Linked DNA regions of Mus musculus: region 1 is linked to region 2. The links are chromatin loops, found by intact Hi-C in ENCODE. Cell type or tissue: gastrocnemius. All regions are shown on one strand. Each heading gives the region's core, and the rest is flanking DNA. Links, peaks and the distances in the headings are about the cores only.

Region 1 (10,152 bases), core at 789-8,788, 1.8 Mb before region 2:
GGCCTGGTTAGATGATGCATCAGATAAAGGCTTGTGCTACCAAATCCAATGACCCGAGTTCAGTACCCAGGACCTACCAGATGAAGCTGTCCTCTGACCTCCACTGTGTGCTGTGGCATGACATGCATACATGCATACAAACACATGTAATAGTAATTTAAAAGGTATATAGCCTCTGGATGTGTATGCATTTGTACTTGCAATCACATGAACCACACACACACATGCGCACGCATTCACAGAATGTGTCAGATTGCTTTAAATGTGATCTTCCTTCCAAGAAAGCTTTCCAGTGGCATTGTGAAGAGTGTGAAATTGGTGGGATTAGCGTGTGTTCCATTGACTTTTTTATTAAAAAAAAAAAAAAAGAAAGAAAAAACAAACAAACCAAAAAAACCAAACCAAACCAACCAACCAACCAACCAAAAAAAAACCCACATTTATCCCATCGTAACTTGAACTCCAAATTTGTCATTAGTATTCTCAAAAGGCAAGACCTGGGCCATCCTGCTCAGTGCTGCTCAGTTGCTAAGTAATGTCAGTTACACAGCTGGTGACCAATAAAGACCTGAATTAAAAAATAAAAGAGTTAATGGTGTGTAAATAAATGTGAAGCATTGGAAGCAAGGAGAAAAGCATTTGCTTTGTCAATGCGCCCGTGGACCAACATCCAGAGGCAGAGCTACCTCACCTAACCCAGCTGAAGAGAGACTCGGTGGACCTGTCTAAGGCTTCAGTCCACTGTAGTACATGTACTGCCTACTCTAGCCAAAGCAGCACACATGCCGGAGAGACAGAGACAACTAAGGGGGCACTAGAAGAGAAAGGAGCTTTTCATCATGGAGTCGGGTTGATGTCTCTCACCCATAGGTTAAGCATCGAAGATGAGGCAGGGAGATCATGAATTCAAGGCCGCCCAGACTATACCTTGCGCTAACACAAAAGAGGTCCTAGGTTCCAGTCCCAGCATAGAGTAAACTGAGCACAGCAGAGCATGGCTGGACTCCGGGCACTGGGAGGTGGAGACAGGAGGTTCAGAAGTTCCAAGTTAGCCTCAACTACTTAATGAATTAAAGGACCACCTGGCCTATGTGAGACTCCCCTCAGTGTGTGTGTGTGTGTGTGTGTGTGTGTGTGTGTGTGTGTGTGTCTTTCTTGCAAAGGCAATCCCATTCTGGGGTCAGTTCTCAAAGTTTCACTGCAGCCTAACCTGGTCTCCCACTGAAAGATAACATCTGGGAGAACTGAGTTGCAAGATAGCCCTCAAAAGCTCACAACTCCCCCGTGCAGCAGAAGTCCAATGCCAATGCCTCAGTAGTATTGTGGGCAATGTATTCTCAGTCTTAGCAAGGGCAGAAAGATTGTATGCCATCTGACCACTGTCCCAGCCACAAGAAAACACTCCTTTCTGGTGTGCCATCTGCATCTCCCCGGAGGATAAAGACTTTCAGCTGCCCCCAGAGCAGGAGTCATACCATACCATACCATACCATACCATACCATACCATACCATACCATACCATACCATACCACACCACATCTGTACTTTTTTAAAAAATTAATCATTCCATTTGTTTACATCTCAAATGACATCCCATTTCCCAGTTACCCCTACACACACACACACACACACACACACACACACACACACACACACCATCCCACATCCAACTTCTCCTCCTTTCCCTTTGCCTATATGAGAGTGCTCCCCCACACACCCACTGCCTCCCACCCCACCACTCCAACATCTCCCTACTCTGGGGCATCAAACCTCCACAGGATCAAGGTTCTCCCCTCCCTTAATGTCAGACAAGGCCATCTTCTGCTACATATGCAGCTGGAGCCATGGGTCCCTCCAGGTACACTCCTTGGTTGGTAGTCTCGTCCGTGGGAGCACTGGGTGGTCAGGTCAGCCCATGTTGTTCTTCCTATGGGGTTGCAATGCCCCTGTGTCCCTCCAGTCCTTCTGCCAGTTCCCCCACTGAGGTCCCTGAGCGCAGTCTGATGGTTGGCTCCAAGCATCCACATCTGCATTGGTCGGTTTCTAGCTGAACCTCCCAAGGAACTGCCACACCAGGTTCCTGTCAGCAAGTGCCTCTTGACCACAGCAACAGTGTCGGGTTTGGTGTCTGCAGACAGGATGGAACCTCAGGTGGGGCAGTCCCCGGCTGTCTCTGCTCCATTTTTGTCCCTGTTCTTCCTTTGGACAGGAACATTTTGGTCCTGAGAGCCATATCTGTGCTTTGGAATCAAGGACAGGGATTCCCTGAGATGACAGCATTGGAGGTGGTGATCAGAGCAAACTAGTACTTACTGATCTTGTGCCAAGTTTGGTGTCACGTATCCATAACCCCAGAACTCAGGAAGCAGAGAGAGCAGGCTAGGAGGATGGCCGTGAGACTTCTTTTTCTTTCCTAGGGCTTTGGGGCAAACGCTCTACCACTGAGATACATCCCAAAGACCCCTTTATACGTTTAAACAGATGCATTAGTTTTTGTTTTGTGTGTATGAGTGTTTGTCCTGCATGCAAGTGCACTGTGTGTGCCAGATGCTGGCAGAGGCCAGAAGAGGGTGCTGGATCTCCTGGAACGGGAGCTGAAAGTGATGTGAGCCACCATGGTCCTGGGAATCAAACTCGGATCCCCTGCAAGAGTAACAAACATTCTCAATTGCTGAGCCATTTCTCCAGCCCCTACCTACCTTTTAATAACCAAACTCTACGTTTCCCCTACAGAAGTCTGACAAAACTACCTTGGGGTCATGCATACAGAGGTCTTGCATACAAGTTTAATAACCAAACCCTACTTTTTAATAACCCAAACTCCAAGCTGAGGCATCTCTCATTTGTTCCTGATTGAAATAAAAAACAGAAGGGACCCCACAGTCCATTCTGACCAATTCTGTGTCCGCACTTTCCTTGTCATCTAGCCCCTCCCTCCACACACAGCAGTAACCCTGAGATGTAGCTCTTAAGTTGCCAGTCAATCAGACTGACCAGTCTCCCTGGAGCCACGGCCCATGCTCCGGGTGAGTGGAGCACATAAGTGAAGAGTGCTCCGGATTACCTGGGATATTCTGCAGTTTAGCAACTAGGGGTTCTGAAAACAATCAGAAAGGAGGGTCACTCAGCTCTAGACTCCTCTAGGGAATAATAAACCAAGCTGCCTGGGACAGCTCTGGATGCTTGACCCCCTGGCCATATTGCCAGACTGCTGGAGGGGAAAGGACAGGGATGTTTAGAGAAGTCTCCCCAGATGACTCACTGTGTTATGGGTGGAGACTCACAGCATTCCCAGGTTCTTGAGGACTTCTAACCCATATGACCTTGCCTTTCACTGCACGCACATGTGGCTCACCAGTGGGCAAGTCTGTCCTGGCTATCCAATCAAAACATGCGAAAGCATTTAATACCTTCAGATTAAGCATGCAAATCTTTTTAATTTTTTGTTCTAGCATTCTATCCTATTTTTTGAGATAGGATCTCATGTAGCCCAGGCTAGCCTTGAAATCACCATGTAGCCAAAGAATATCCACAGCCTGGTCCTTCTGCTTCCACATACCTAGTGCTGCAGTTATAGATTGGTACCTTCATCTTCCAAAGGAGTTAGGTTCTCTCTCTCTCCTTCTCTCCCCCCATGTCTTTCCTTTCTCTCTTTTTAAATCTAGAGTGAGTGTGTGCATATGTGCATATGTGCATGTGTGCAAGTGAGTTTAGGAACTTGAGGCGTCCAGACATAGACATATCCGATCCCCTTGGAGCTGGAGCTTTAAGCCACTTAATGCGGTGGTAGGAATCAAACTTGGATCCTTGGCAAAAGCAGTACACATCCTTAGCTACGAGCCATCTCTCCAGCATCCTTTGTCTTTGGAGATGGGGACCACATCACATGCCCCAAGCTGCCTCTTGTTCTATTCCTAAGTATTTACTCCTCAAATATTGAGTGATATATCCACAGAGAGATCCATGAGGGAACATTCGTAGTAACTTTATTTGTAACAACCCCAAGGGAGACAACACAAATGCCCATCAACAGATAAATGAAATTCTGTCATATTAGCACAATGGAGTCCTACTCAGCAATAGAGAGGATGAACCACTGAGACATGTGACAAGTCTCAAACATACATGAGCATGTTGAGTGGAAAGAGCCAGCCACCCTCACACCGCTCTATGGCTCCACTTACATAAAGTTTTACCAAGTGGAAGCAATTCTTCAAGCACAAGTGGTAAGTAAGTAGGTCAGGGGTTGCTGTGGGATGGGCAGGGGCAGAGACTGGCATGTTCATTATTGTGCTGTGTTGATTTCACCAACGATTCACATACATCGAAATCTGTACACTTTTTAAAATATATAGCCTTGTTTTGTCAAACAGTCACTGCTCTAGGCTGGCCATGTTTCTTTCTCCCAAGTGCTAGGATTATAGTTCTAATCAACACTCCTGACCTAGTATCAGCAGTTCCCAGTAGCAGCCCTGCATGCCTTCTACCCAGAGTCTCTCTTTCAAAGCACTAACTGGATTAGGAATAATAGGAAGCAGAGGGAGGTCTGGAAGACAATCCAAGAAGAAGTGCTCTGAGGTTTGGCCCGGGAAGTGAGGGCAGTGATAGCTCTTTCCACTAGGTGGCGTCTGGACACTTCCCTTGAGCACGATTTCCAGGCAGGCTTCAGAAACCAGACACTGAGCCGCTCAGAGCCTCAGAGAGGAGTCCTCTATCTAGACTGACAGCTTTGACCACTGTGGAGAAAGTCACAGAGAGTTGCTGGAGCAGAAAATAACAACTGGGGAAGAGATCAGCAGGCTCCTGTTGCAATATTATAAGTTCCGTAGGACAAAGAGCAGAGGTATTTCCTTCAGAGCCAGGTAACTCCAAGAGAGTTAATTAATAATGTTTACAAGAAGGCAGATGTCCTCAGTTGTAATGGTGAGCTGAAACCACTGCATCTGGAAACCCACACAGTCCTTTCTTCCTCCATTAGGACTGCTCCTTATCTTTCTGAATGAGTTTTAAGGTTTTTTTTTTTTTTTATTTATGTGCATGTGCGCGTCTGCAAGTTCATGTGCATCACAACATAGAACATAGAGAATGAGCAATTGGAGTTACGGCCAGTTATAATCCAAACCCACTCAGTGTGGGCGCTAGAAATAAACCCAGTTTCTCTGCAAGAGCACCGAGCTCACTTAACTGTGGAGCTAACTTCCCAACCTGTTTCATCTTGGTTTTCGAGAGGAGATCGCTCAGGGGGCATGGAACTCACCAAGGGAGCTAGGCTGGCAGGCCTTTGAGCCTGTCTCACTCAACCCCAGGATTACAAAACCAACAACCCTCTGCAGGCAGGGATTTTTTTATTTTGTTTTACATGGGTTCTGGGTACTGAACTGGGGTTCTCCCACTTGCACGGCAGGGAGATGCACGCCCATGGTGCTACACACCCTGTGATGAGAACTATCAGGGGTCCTCCCTTAGGTACCACCCCTGGTTTCAGAAAAAAGAAGACCAGGGTACAAGTCCCAGACCACCCAGTGGGTGGCGGTAATAAACTTGAGTGCTACAGAGAATCCAGACCTCGTGAATGCTTGGGCATAGGGACTGGGTGGTAGCACTAAGGGGGAAGGTATTATTGCAATCTGTGGAATCCAGTGTGCCCACAAAGCGGTGTGTTCCTGGAGAGTTACAGCAGTCTTTGATATGAAGAGAGAGTCGTGGGAGAGATAAGGGGTGGTAGTAATATTTGACTTAGAGCAGCTAATTGTTTAAAAAGGATAGCTTCTCAGAGGTAGGCTGTAAGGAAGTTTTAATAGTGAGACAAAGCCTGGCCATTAGGGTTAAAGATCTGCTGGAGACAGAATAAAATTTGTTGACTATTTGGGGATGGTAATGAAGATGTTGGATGTAAAAGGAGAGTGCATTGTGGCTCGTGAGAGGGACCCAGGTCTCCCTAGGAATCCTGGGTAGTTGCCATGTCCAGCTGAGAGGCCTTAGCCAGCATCAGGTATTTTTGTTTTTACTCTTTTTTCATCTCTCCTATGGTACACCTTGAAGGCCACAGCTAAGACTCCCGTCTGTGGAGTCAGGGGTCCATTTTCTAGATGTTTATGTTTGGCCCTAACATCAGGAAAATTCTGGAAGAAAAAGTAGGTCATAAGGAGTTGTTTTCCATCTGGGGTCTCAAGATTCAGATTGGTGTATTGTAAGAGAGCCTTTGTAAGGTGGTCTAGGAACTGAGATGGGTTTTCATGTTTGTCCTGAATGACCTCTAGAGGTAAATTTTTCATAATTTACCACTTTAAGGGTGGCCTTATAGAGACAAGTCAGAAGGCAGGTGACATAAATTGGTCCCTAGCAAGGATGGCCCCTGGGATGTTGTAATTCCACGAGGGGACTGACTTAGTCCTGGATGGGTGGTGTTAGTTTGGTGGATTTTGTCTGCATGCGTCTTAGCCACGTCCCAGACTCAGCTGTGCTCCCTGGGAAGAGATTATTGGTGAGAATCATATAGACATCATGGAAGAAGGCATTGTAAGGATGGATGATATACCATGATCCTTTGTAAGTGTGGAAGAATTTGCAGTGCAGGACCCAAATATTTTCTGTTTGAGAGAGTTCACCTAATGAGAGGAGGATGTGTACTTTGACACAAACCACCCTAGCAACTTTCTGCAAGGGAAGAACTGTGGCAGGTTTGGGCCCTGTAGGGGGAGACAAAGGAGTTTCCATGGTGGAACAGGAGAAAGTAGCAGAGGACTAAGGGCTGCCAGTGGGCTAAAGTGGGCACCCAAGAGGGTTGATCTTAGTAGCCTATCACTGAGAAGTGAGAAAGGGAGACTAAAGAGAGAGGGTGAGACGAGGCTGTGGACCTCTTCTGAGGCCAACAAGGGAAGGCTTGCAAGCATGATGGAAAGGAAGCATGGTAGGGGAGGAGTCATCTGGTTTGGGCCTCAAGCCAAGGAGGAGTTGTTTTTCCTTGGCTGGCTTGTGCCCTGTGGTCGCCTTTAATCAAGTGGGAGTGAGGTCACCTGGCAAAGTCCTTGCTTTCCAACTCTAGCAAAGATGGCTGTTGGCCACATGGTAGCCTCCATCCAGATGGGGATACAGCAGCTCAGATGGCAGCCAGCCTTGTGTTTCCTTAAAGGTATCCTATATATACAATTTAAACTATCAACCCTGGTGTTATGTGTTTTAAGTTAACAGATATACTAGGTTTAAATCATACCCAATGTGTTTGCGAATCTTGAGGCACAGAAAGTTCACACAACAGACCCACAAATCTTGAGCAAGAGTTTTAGAGACTTAAATCAAAACGAAAAGAGTATGAGATGAGTCACAATAGTCTCCATTAGGAAGAGTCTGTCCTTTTTTTTTTTTTGCTCTCCTTTCTCTGTCACACAGTCAGGTGGCTTGCCTGATATGGGGCAAGCCATATCGTATTTTGAAGGAAACCTTTAAGCAAACATGCATGGGTCTAGAGAAGGGAGAGCCATCTCCCAACTCCAGAGCCAGCTTTTAATTATAAGTGGGACACCACAAGACAGCAGTCTAATGCCACTCATAGTTAAAAGAAGCCTGAGTCCCCACAAAACTGAATCCAATAAACTAAGAACAAAGAAGGCGTAGAAATAGGAAAATTTTAAGGTGGGGATATGGACAGAGGATGCTGCAGGAGGGGGCTGAGACACACGTCAGCCATGTGGGTGTGTGTACCAACTGCGTCTGGGCCTACTCCTTTGCTTCTTCCTTCTCCTGCTATGTCAGGCCTCGCTCTCACTTTACAACAAACTTATAGATCCATCAACTTTAACTTAAAAGATGGGATATTTACAACATGTGGGAGCAAGGTGGGGGTGGGGCAGGGAGACCAGGGCCCTACCACCTACCCCCTCCCCCCCCAAAAAAAAACCCAAACAGGGCTTGGAGTGGAGAAAAGAGAAATGGGGAACCAGAAATCTCTTTCTACTTCCAGATCAGTGGCAGTATTGTAAAATTCCCAAATAATATGGGGATCCAGGGTGCCACTAGGCAGCCTTTTGGTTTGATAATCTAAGGGGTAGTGAGGCCAAATTCTATTGCAAAAGTGAATAAAGTTATGGCCCTTCTGATCAGATGCCAGGTGAAGAGGCTGGGCATCTCCGAAGAGGCATCCCAAAGGGAACAAGGATATGAAAATATGGTTTTTATGGATGGGAGAAGGGAAGGAAAATGTCACCTACAGCCTTGGGGGAAAACTGCTAATTAGGTAGAAATCTACCGTTGACTAGATAACCTTTTGGGGCCTGGCATGTAGTGGAGGACTACCCATGTTAACAGGGTTCCTCCTTCTCTTGCCTTGTCCCGGGAATTCTAAGCCCCCAAAATCATCTCTACTTGAGGACTGTCACACAGTCTCTATTTGTTCCTAGTTTATCAATTTCCTTTCTCTGAACAAAACCTGTTCAGTTAGCCCCTGAGATTCTTGAAATGCTTCCCCATGCTAATGAGGTATGCCAGGTACCCTAAGTCCCCAGCCCGTGACCTTTGCCCATCCTGGATGCCCTTACCCTCAGTCCCCAAAAACCTTATAAGCCTTCATTCACCATAAGCAAAGTTGATCTGTCTACTGACCAGCAGTCCCTGTGTGGGCATTCACTGTCGTGCTCACAGGGCTTCTCAACCCCCTGCTCAGTGTTTCTGCTCCTATTGACCTTGAGCATTGAGTCAGCTGATGATCCATGAGAATGAGGAGACCCACATGGCTTGTAGTCCCCTGCGTTCCCAGGACTCAGGGAGGACTAGAAGAGGACCAAGCCATTCAGTGGGTTAGCACCGCACTCTACAGGGCTCTGGGGCTCAGCCTGGCTAAGCTGGAGGAGAGACTGATACCAGGACTTTTGTAGATACCAGAAGGTAAAGATAAAAACTGAGTTCTCTCTCTCTCTCTCTCTCTCTCTCTCTCTCTCTCTCTCTCCCTCCTCCTCCTCCCCCTCCCTCTCCCCCTCTCCCCCTTCCCCTCCCCACCCCAACCTCATGTGTGTGTGTTCCAGAGGAAAGGGGTGGGGAATGGGGTTGCCAAAGCCAAGAGGGTCTAGAGGAGCTGTGCGATTACAGGTAGTTCTAAGGAAAGACAGGAAAGGAGGGCAGGAAGGGGCGCAATAGCCTGGTTGGGCCTAAGGAAATGTCAGGTGAAGAGGGCCACCAGGTAGTCTTAAAGACACTTACTGTCTAAGCCCAGCCTTGAGCCTATTGCATGTAACGAACTGCACTGTTTTTGCTGTATATGCAAATTTTTCTTGTATAGACATATAATGGCTTAATTACAGAAAACAAATACTTTTAATATTTTCCCACTGTCATTCATCAGCATGCATGAAATCTGTGTATTAGACTGTATTCAAAGGATTAATTTGTTCATTAATTTATTTTACTGAACTGCCTCTGCCCTCCCTCCTCATCCTGGGATTACAGGTGTTCATATTTATATCCTGCTATAATTTATGAGTTAATGTTTTGTTTGAGGTTGCCGGGATTAAATCTAGAGCCTCCCTCACACTGAACTCATCTATGCCCCTCTGGCCATTTTAAATAGGGTCTTTTTTTTCTTGTTCATTTAGATTTTGGGAGTATTGTTATGGCAAAGCGGGAGATCTAACCTCCAGTCTGGATATTCTAGTCAAGTGCTATACCATTGAGCTATGACCTAGTCGCAGATGTTTGGTTTGTTGCCGTGAATGGCATAAGAAGAATAAAATAAAATCATTAAAGTATGTTTTTGACTTGGGGAAAAGATAATTTCCAAGAATTACTGGCCTGTCCCTAAATATACATCAGCCAATTTGTATTATGTATTTCTGTTATGTAGCGTTTTTGGCCTTGACAATTATAAACTCAAAATACCAGCCAACTTTGAAAAAACGTTGAAGATGCTCTGTGCTTTGCAGTATCAAGTATTCAGCTGGCGTTTAATTCCTTAAAATAAGCAAGCACCTACGTGCACATTGGTACACAAATTTGCTTTTATTGTTAATGATGTTTACAAAGCAAAACGTTTTGCTTTGATTTAGTTTGTTTTGGTTTTCTGAGACAGGGCTATATATCCCAGGATGTTCTTCACTTCTGTTTGTAGCCAAGGATGCCATTGAACCCTTAATCTTCCACCCCCAAGTGCTGGTACTATAGAC
Region 2 (10,152 bases), core at 1,053-9,052:
TCCAGACAAGTGTAGTTTGGGTGGATGTGTGATGCTGTTGGACTAGAAACCAGATCTGGTGTTTAGTTTCCAGCATGTTACTGACTGCATGATTGTAGGTACCATTTGAACTTTCCCCTGCCTCCTTAGAGGTAGTGCTTTCTGCATTCTACCTCAAGTACATTCTAACTGAAATGGAAGTAACTGCCTCTTTTGAACTTACATTGGTGCATACATTTTTGCACAGTAATTTAGGACACAAGTATGAGGCTTTCCTTAATTTATCTTTCACAAAGTGGTAGGTACCTATAGGGGTTGCCAAGAATTCTCTAGAATTGAGAAAGTGTATAGAACAGAACTTCGGTCAAATAATAATGCTTTAGTAACTAGGAGGACAATCCAGAGACAGACTCTCCCAATCTACCTACAAAATTTCAGTCATTGGGCTGTTACTTAGGAGGTAGGCAGCCCAGAGACAGGACCAGATGACTTCTCATCAACAGGTGTTCTTGCCGTGTCAGGTTCCTGGAGGACAGTGCACACATCTTGGGTGCACGTGGGACTCAATGGCAAGCAGAGACTGATTGATAAGAGAAACCTGGGTCTCTTGGCTTGGTCTCTTCCCTGTACACACATCTCTGGGAGTTACCCTTCTGCCAGTGCAGCACGTATTTCTCAGTGATGTCTGCCCCATCCTTTGCAAGCCATTTGTAGTCATTGATCACTGTTGACCTCAGGAGTGACTTTAGAAGGTTTGCTTGCGTAAGTAGTACGAAGAACAATCAAATCAAGTAAAGAGGCAAACAGAATGGGAGCGAGCACTTGCCAAGATACATTGGATAAGAAGTTAATATCCAAAATGTTTGATGCACCTACAATTCAATAGCAAAACAAAAGGAAACCACTGTTACCACCACCACTGCACTGCTTAAAAAGTGATACTAAGCTGACATTTTCTTAAATAAAAAAAGAGAGTTGCAATTATAGAAGAAAAGAAAAAGAAAAGAAAAGAGAAAAGAGAGTGTTTCCTGTTCTTTTTTTGTACTTCTGTGGTGTTGTCTCCCTATTCATTCATTTTCTTCTTGATTTTTGTTTTGTCTGTCTATCTATCTATCTATCTATCTATCTATCTATCTATCTATCTATCTATCTATCTATCTATCTATCTATCTGGAACGAACTATAATCCAGAAGCATGCCTGTGATATGGATCTTGAGGCTGGAAGACACAGATTTTTGGTCCAGAGCTTGAGGTGGGATGACATATGTTTTTGGTCCAGATGGACACACACATTTAATTCAGATCTTGAAGAGTACCCTTAATCTGGGCCATACCATCAGCTGGAGCCTATATAAGGACAAGAAGGAAGGGGTTGATCCTTCTTTGCTTGATTGCACTCATTTTGCCAATTATGCTTTGGTTCTCCAGAGTATACAAAAGACTAGCTGAAACACTCAGCCTTGTGGGAGTGAGCAGGGACTACTAGACTCTTAGACTTTCCGTTCACAGCTGGCAATTTTTGGGTTGGTTGGAATGCAGCATGTAAATATATATATATATATATATATATATATTTGTTATATATATATATGTTCTGTGACTCCAGAGAACCCTGATGAATACACACAGGCTGATGTCATCATTCCTCGTGTGCTCACTGGTTTGTCTTACCTCAGTTTTCCTTTGCTGTCTTTCAGCTCTCAATCTCGAATGAAAATGGCCAGTTCACAAGTCTTAGTTGAAGTATATGTTTGACTGGAATAGAAATTGGGGGTTTCAGGGTAGGCAGGTAGAGACATAGCTTAATGGAATAGCACTTGCCCAGAATGTACAAGGCCCTGAGCTTTGTCCTTAGCACTGGGAAGAGAGAAAGAGATAAAGAAGAGGTGGGTAAAGAAGGGACTGCCTCCATGGTCTGTTATAAGGGACTAAAGGCTTATTGCTAAGCTATCTCCTGAATGTCATTCAATTAGGGTTGTTGTCTGAATAAAACGTTCTCTATTCTAATAGATCATACTTTCCAAAAAAGAAAGAAGCCACAACCAATAGCCTAACTGGATGCATTGATTTAGAGTCTAGACTCACTCGTCTGTATTCTAGAATACAAGGCAGGAATCTGAGATCATCGTAGGCATATCAATCCATTATCCAATCAGTGTGTGTGTGTGTGTGTGTGTGTGTGTGTGTGTGTGTAGGCTCTAAACTCTGAAGAAAAAGGAATTTCAATCAGTTTTAGTTTTTATTAGGATAGCGCAGCAATGCATTTTTTTTGAAATATCAAAATTTCCCTCACTTGTTTGAGTTTACTTCCTGGTCTCTAAGCACACATGTAGACAGTGTGCTAAGGATTATGTCCCTGATCTGTCATGTACACTTTGCACATACCACCTGTATTAGTCAGGGTTCTCTCTTAATATATATATATATATATATATATATATATATATATATATTAAGGAAGATCTAGTAGGTAGTGGTATGTGGGAAACATCTCTTAATACTTGAGACTGGGTGTAAATTTCTGGTTTCTGGCTTCAACAAATCTTGTGTTGGTTTCTGAGGCCATTGGGCAGGACTAGACTCTGAGTTTGGAATGGTGTTTGGAGGTATTGGAGCTGGGTAGGAATGGCAATATAGACCCTTCCAGTAAGTTAGGCATTGGACATGAGCTTTGTGATTCTGACTGGTCGGGAGGAGGGGAAAGAGCCCTTGGCTGTTCTGCTATTTCTAACATCGTTTGTACTTCAGAAGTCAGTGTAACCTGGCCTTTCCTCACCATCCACCCTTTGTCAGCCAATTGTCCCATCTGACTGACCTCATTCAAGACTGCACATTTCAACCTCATTTTACCTTTGTAAAGAATTTCAGAGGTGACCTTGCAGGAAAATTTATTGAAGCCTATAAATCTCTAGAGACGGTATTCTTGGAATGGATTTTTGTTTCTGTGCCCTCCACCTCTGGCGGGGGGTGGGGGGGTGGGGGGGGAGGGGCCAGTGAGCAAAGAATTCAGACAAATGGTGAGATGTGACATCAGAGGAAGATGACAGGGAGGGCTAGCCAACTGAGTCATGATGTAAATCAAAGGTAGGGGTGTCCTACCTAGAAAATGGAGGGCAACGCAACCTCATACCAGCAGAGAAACATGACAAAGTGGCTCGTTGAGTTAGTCCACTTGCTGTTTACCACCTTGAGTATCTTCGGCTTCTCTTGTATTGACAAAGATGTCTCTCAGGTGAGAAATCATGGTGGTGACTCTGAGGCTGGGTGGTTTTCACCACCGTTGTGACTGGGAGAAGAGGTCTCTGGGATTTTCCTGCCGTCATGTGCAGTGCTTGGTTTGAGTGGTACAAGAACGCCTCAGCAAGCTGTTACAGTGCTGGTCTCTCTAGGTGCCCCGGGCCTTTTCTGCACACCATTGCTCTTTTAGGTAAAGGCATGGCTGAGTGCCGGCACCACTTTATTCCCAGTACCAAATGAAACCTTCCTTAAGTGCGACTACATGTTAATAAACACAGTCAGTGGGACCCACTTAAAAAGAATGACCTGTTTATGAAAGAAACCCTTTGAAAGATAGAATATTTCCCCCTGTGGGCCAGAGCGCAGGCAGCAAACAAGGGGCTCTTTCAAAGGCATACAACGTGGTGGGGGAGGGATTCCAACTTCCTAACTACAAAAATAATGATACTTTTAGCTTCAACCTGTCTTGCTTCAGGGAGTTGTAAATGAACTTTATGGGCATAAGCGGAACCTCTCCAATTTCTTCTTTGTTATTGGTATTTCCTAAGTGGATATGATCTGAACCCTAGTGCACGTCCTGGGAAATGGAGGCAGTGGGCAAGCTGGACAATTGGTCTGGCGAAACTGAGAGACTTAACAGGTGAAGTGAAAAGCAGAGTGATTGATCTAGGTTGTTCTGAAGTTCTGAGATGGGCGAGCATCTTCTGCCAAAGGCTCCTTCTCATTGCTTTCCCTGATTCTCTTTGCTCTTAGCAGTGACTCGGAGCAGTGTGAGCTACTTATGGTACAAGAGGTAAAGGGTCTATTTTTGTAAACAAGCTGTGCAGCCTGTTATTCTTTTAAATAATGAAATATTAGCAAAACTCACCTTGAAGATATTAACATTTCCCCCATGTATCTCTAAAAATCTCTCTCTCTCTAAAACCTGTGATTTCACATATTAAAACCCTCACCATTTGAAAATGCTCTAAAGAATTAGTGCCTAAATAGTTTTTGGTTTTCCTCTATAGTTAGTCCCCTAGCCGTAAAATATGCACTTATGTATGGTAATAGTTTTATTTGACAGTTGTTTGCTTTGGACACAGCATCAGGCTTGGTATTGAACATGGCATGTGAGAGGAATCTTTCTTCTTAGAATAATCTATGGGTTTTGGAAAGATTAAGGAAAGATGGCTTGGTGGTTAAGAGCACTAGCTGTTCTGGACGGCCAGACTTCCAGTCCATGCATGGGCAGGGTGGCTCACAACCGTCGATGGCTCCAGCTCCTGGATATCAGATGCCCTATTCTGGCCTCCAGAGACACCAGGCGTGTACATGGTGCACAGATATACATTCGGGTAAACCTTCCATATACATAAAACAAAAAAATTTTTAAAAAATTAAATCTTTGCGATTTTAACTTTGAAGATTTGATGAGACTGAGAACTGACCAAAGGGACTGGAGAGACCATGGCTCCCTGACTATGAACACTTGCTATTCTTCCAAAAGAACTGGACTTTGGTTTTTAGCACACACGGGGGGCAGGTTGCAGCTGCTTGTAATTCTTCAGAGTCCCTCTTCTGATTTCTGAGAGCATCCACACACAAATGGCCTGAGGTTACATGAACATGTACATGTAAGTAAAAATTTAAAAGTAAACAAATCTTAAAAATGTTTTAAATCTTTTTTTGTATTATATTATGCAGAATTTTAATTAGATATTTTCTTCATTTACATTTCAAATGCTATCCCAAAAGTTCCCTATACCCTCTCCCCGCCCTGCTCCCCTACCCATCCACTCCCACTTCTTAGCCCTGGCGTTCCCCTGTACTAGGGCATATAAAGTTTGCAATATCAAGGGGCCTCTCTTCCCAATAATGGCCGACTAGGCCATCTTCTGATACATATGCAGCTAGAGACACGAGCTCCGGGGGGGTACTCGTTAGTTCATATTGTTGTTCCACCTATAGGGTTGCAGACCCCTTCAGCTCCTTGGGTACTTTCTCTAGCTCCTCCATTGGGGGCCCTGTGTTCCATCCAATAGATGACTGTGAGTATCCACTTCTGTATTTGCCAGGCACTGGCAAAGCCTCACAGGAGACAGCTCTATCAGGTTCCTTTCAGCAAAACCTTGCTGGCATGTGCAATAGTTTCTGCATTTGATGGCTGATTATGGGACGGACAGTCTAGGCAGGAGTCGTGGCAGCCTTCTTGGGGTAAAGACGTGGACGCATAGATGTCTGCTTGAGTAGCGAAGTCTATAAGGCACCCATTAATGGCCTGGGTCTTCCTGTTAGGCTCTAACTCTTCCAGGTTCCACAAACTCTCAAACGGTGTCATCGCAGCTGGAGTCCAAGTGTGCAAATACCGGAGGCTATGAGGACATATTATATTTAAATCACATTCACCCTCTCAAGGTGCCAGTCCCCTTGGAGGCACTGCCACAGTCACGTGTCCAGGTTCCCTGGATTTCCCCCCAGGCTGACCTTTCTGGAAACTCTTAGCCTGCTGTATTCTTCAGCCGGCTCTGTGTATCATCTGAACCCCGTCTCTTTCCACTGCTCAGCTGATCCCTTACGGATGACCTTGTGTGATTTCACGTTTTAGTTATGTTTTTGCTGAGTGTGTTATTTGTTCTGACTTTTGGAAAACAGATGTCAGTTGGTTTCTTTCTTTTATGGTTAGCCTTGCTTTCAAGCATTTATGAACCAACATTGCCACCTAGTGGCGACCTGATTCATAAAGCCGAAGGAATTCGCTGTGATTGCCGAACACACCAAAGAGTAATAAAAATTTGAGCAAGATGTTTCCCCCCTTTCCTGGTCTCCCCTTCGGAAACCCTCTATCCTCTCCCCTCTCCCCCTACCTCTATGAGGGTGCTCCCTCACCCACCCACCCACTCCCATCTTCCCGTCCTGGCATTCCCCTACACTGGGGCATCAAACATCCTCAGGTCCAAGCTCCTCCCACTGATGTCCAACAAGACAAGGCCATCCACATATGCAGCCAGAGCCATGGGTTCCTCTACCATACTCCAATATACTTAAAAAAATCATATGCTCTATGAATTAAGATATAATTAAATGATAGAGATAATTATTTGCTTCATCACATTGAGCACTATTATGTTAACACATACATAAAGGTATATTTGAATATAGATACGTGATATCAAATACCACAATCTCCATTGTATCCAATGAAGTTCATTTACAAGGCTCTATTATGTAATACTGGTGTTCAAAAATCATCCCAGTGTGTTTCTTCTTACCTAAAGATAATAATATTACTTAATATATTCCAGAAATTTAAGAAAAAAATAAAGAAAAATATTGAGCAATAGACCCCAGCAGTGACTCATGTCTAGAGGATCCCAAGGACACTGAGTCCTATGGAAAGTCAGACACTCTGACCTGTAGATCCACATGGCTAATGACTTGGCTGATGATACCTGCTTATTGATTTACAGCTTATTGTCACCCTTCCCTTCTGTCCTCCCCACCCAGCCTTCCATATTTGTTCTTATGATTTTGTGTGCTCACTTTGTTTTTCTCACTCAAGTTTTAAACACTCTGACTCCATGTGTGTCCTTCCTGAGGTGATCATGAAGTAAAACAGAACAACTGGCAAACACTGGCATCCCTGCCCCCTGCTCCCCTCCACTAGCATCCTTGCCTCCCTGCCCCGCTCCCCCGGCCATTTTGTTTTTATTTTCAGGACTGAACACAGGGCCTCATGCAAGCCGGCCCCTCTGCCATGGAAGCACCACTCCAGCATGCCTGCTTTTGACATACTTCTTTTGTCCCCTTTTCTAAGTCTTTCTGGCTGTCTTACAAGTCAGGGAGCATTTTCTTTCACTCTGTTGTCTGTTTTGGTCTGGTATGATTTCATCACTTTGTTGCCAGCTAGCCATATCTGTACAGCTTTAGGCAGACCGGAGACTCTAAATTGCCATCAAGTCTCCTAAGAATGCTGCCACTGCAGCTCAGAGCCTTAGCCCTAGACAACAATGACTACATCCTTAGTAACCTCAAATTTCTATTTATTTAATGATTGATGTCACATGGAATGCTGCCCTGGCTAGCATTGTCAACCTGATTCAAGTTGATGTCATTATGACAGGAGGGAACGGTCAACTGAGAAAATGCTCTCATCAGGTTGGATTGTAGGCAAGTCTGTGGGGGCATTTTCTGGAGTATTGATGGATGGACCAGGGACCCTTCCACAGTGGACGGTGCAACCCTGGGCCAGTTGCTCCAGTTTTGTATAAGAAAGCATTGTGATAGCTGTCTCTTGTGAGGCTATGCCTGGCAAACACAGAAGTGGATGCTCACTGTCACCTATTGGATGGAACACAGGGTCCCCAATGGAGGAGCTAGAGAAAGTATCCAAGGAGCTGAAGGGGTCTGCAACCGTATAGGTGGAACAACAATATGAACTAACCAGTACCCCCAGAGCTCGTGTCTCTAGATGCTTATGTAGCAGAAGATGGCCTAGTCAGCCATCAGTGGAAAGAGAGGCCCTTTGGTCTTGCAAACTTTATATGCCCTAGTACAGGGGAACGCCAGGGTCAAGAAGTGGGAGTGGGTAGGTAGGGGAGGGGTGGGGGAGGGTATGGGGGACTTTCGGGATAGCATTGTAAATGTAAATGAAGAAAATACCTAAAAATTGGAGAAACAAAACAAAACAAAACGAAACAAAGAAAACAAATAAAAAAAGTGGGATTAAAAAGAAAAAAAAAGAAAGAAAGTAAAGAAAGCATCGTGAGCCAATCACAGAGAGCAAGCCAGTAAGCAATGGTTTTGCATTGGTGATACTTCAGCTCCTGCCTCCAGGTTCCTGCCCAGCTTGAGTTTCTGTCTGAGATGGTCTGTGTTGAGGATGGATAAGCCAAAACCAAGCAAACAAGTGTCAGAGACCATACCGTGAGAAAGCGAGCCCTTCACAATCTCCCACCCTGACAGGCCAAATGGCCTCGTGCTAGGAGCCGGTCGTCACTTCCTCCTCCCTGTTCCCTTCCTGGCACCTGAGGCTGTAAAAGCTGAATTATAGTCCCCTCTTCCTGATCTCTTCCTGAATTCCCAGGACATCCAAGGACATGAGTTACGCCTGAGCCCGGCCTGATATCCCAAGGCTGTTAAGGAGGATCTATGTTCTGGAGATAAGATGAAGAGTACCTGCTGCCTAGAGCCTGACTTCTGCCCCCATGTCAGCAGATGCCCACCTTTTTTGTTCTTTGTTAAATCCCCCCTCGGCCCCTCCCTATTCCCCGAGATGTATGCTTTAAAACCAGGCACCTCAGCATAATAAACGGAGACCTTGATAGGTACAATCTACTTGGTCATCCACTTCTCTTTTCTCTTCCAATCCCATTTCCTTACAGGTTTGCGGTCCCCCTCGCACCCACGAATAACTGAATCTTGCGGGACGGGATAAACAAGCAAATGGAAAACAACAGAACAAACAAACAAACACCGTCTGAAACCCTTCCCTCCCAAGGTACTTTTGCTCAGAATGCTCCATCACAGCAATAGAGAGCAGCCAGAGCAAAAGGATTGGATCTAAATCTGCCTGCAAATGGGACCCTGCATGCTGTATTTGGACAAATGAGAAACATTGGGAAAAACTCGTTTTTGGTAGACAGTCTTGCCCGAGCTAGTATCTCGCCAGCAAGAATTCACTCAGACAACCGGATCCTTCTAAGGCAAAGCTTTTATTGCTTCAACATAAGGAAGACCCCGAACCCGGAAAATGGTGCTGGTTATATAGCCCTCAGCGTGATGTTTCAGCACCTGATGTGGCATGACAGCACCTGATTAGCTCGCCCATCACCCCATTACTACACCCCAAGATGGGCAGTGACTGGGTGTGAATTCATTCTTGCACTTGAGCATAAGGCTTGTTTACTAGTTAGGTGCCAGCACCATCTTATAATGGCGATTGCTCACGGCACGGCTCTCCACAAGACAGCATTATACCTAGAATAAGAAGGTCACTGTGTGAAATTGCTTCTGCTTGCACTCCTTAAAGCAAGATCAGTGGTAGTAAGGGTTTTTATTGCTGTGAAGAGACACCGTGGCCTTGACAACACTTATAAAGGGAAACATTTAATTGGGGCTGGCTTACCATTCAGAGCTTTAGTCTATTACCATGATGGTGGGAAGTATGGTAGCATGTAGGCAGACATGGTGCTGGAGAAGGAGCCAAGAGTTCTACACCTGGATCATCAGGCAGCAGAAAGAGAGAAGGGGTGGGGGAGAGAAGGAGAGGGAGAGAGATTGGACTGGCTTGAACATTTGAAACCTTCAAAGCCTACCTCCAGTGACACTCTTTCTGCAACAAGGCCACATCTCCTAATAGTGCTACTCACGGATGATCAAGCATTTGAATCTAGTAGCCTACGCAGGCCATTCCTGTTCAAACCACACTGTATTTGGAGAGTCTCCCTACACTCCTGGATGCATTAGATGCATCTCACAGGAGTCTTCCTGGCTTGATCTCAGACTTGGTTTGTTTGGTGTTTTGTTATTTATTTATTACAAAAACTCTATGTTGGGTTGCACATGAGGATCACCTGGGAAGCTTAGGAACATACTGATATCTTGTTCTGTTCCTGGCTAGCAGTTTTAGAGCTCCTCAGGTGACCAACCTGTGGTGACCTGAGACCTCATCACTGCATAACCACCAGAAAGAACTCCTTCATGCCCTTCCCTCTCCCCTTGCGGCTCATCACCACGTCAACCTGCTTCTGCTGGAGAGGGATTCAGCTTCAAGCCACCTGGGTCTTTCTGTCAGGCCAGCTGGTGCTATACACACCCAAACAGGATGGGAACATTTTTAGAAGCTACTTCAATTTCTCCCTGAGGTCCCCAGGGCTTCATGTCACACTTGTCTGCTTTCCTCTGTGTCTGCTGAGGTCATGTGATAAAGGAGGAGAGTTTAGGCTTTTGTAAGG

What was found. A loop is a pair of places that touch in the nucleus more often than their neighbours do. Peaks named below come from ENCODE experiments on the same cell type or tissue, not always from the same donor. Only the 100,000 strongest peaks of a DNase experiment are listed, where the experiment ranks them.
Region 1: it touches region 2 in a loop (4-fold over the local background); 15 of 42 quality-filtered maps call a loop at or near these places.

The regions. Positions count from the first base shown.
Region 1 is chr12:33,384,390-33,394,541 of GRCm38, forward strand. All of the region lies in intron 1 of Atxn7l1os2 (ataxin 7-like 1, opposite strand 2), which reads right to left. Among named protein-coding and RNA genes, the nearest start is that of Atxn7l1os2, 5.3 kb to the right of the region's middle. In gastrocnemius, for the core only: a CTCF peak has its summit at 4,616 (motif pointing right); DNase peaks (open chromatin) are centred at 4,637, 5,490 and 7,002.
Region 2 is chr12:35,186,451-35,196,602 of GRCm38, forward strand. Mir680-3 (microRNA 680-3) reads right to left here and starts at 8,447; the gene lies at 8,361-8,447. In gastrocnemius, for the core only: a CTCF peak has its summit at 5,916 (motif pointing left); a DNase peak (open chromatin) is centred at 5,924; H3K4me3 peaks cover 590 bases; H3K27ac peaks cover 317 bases.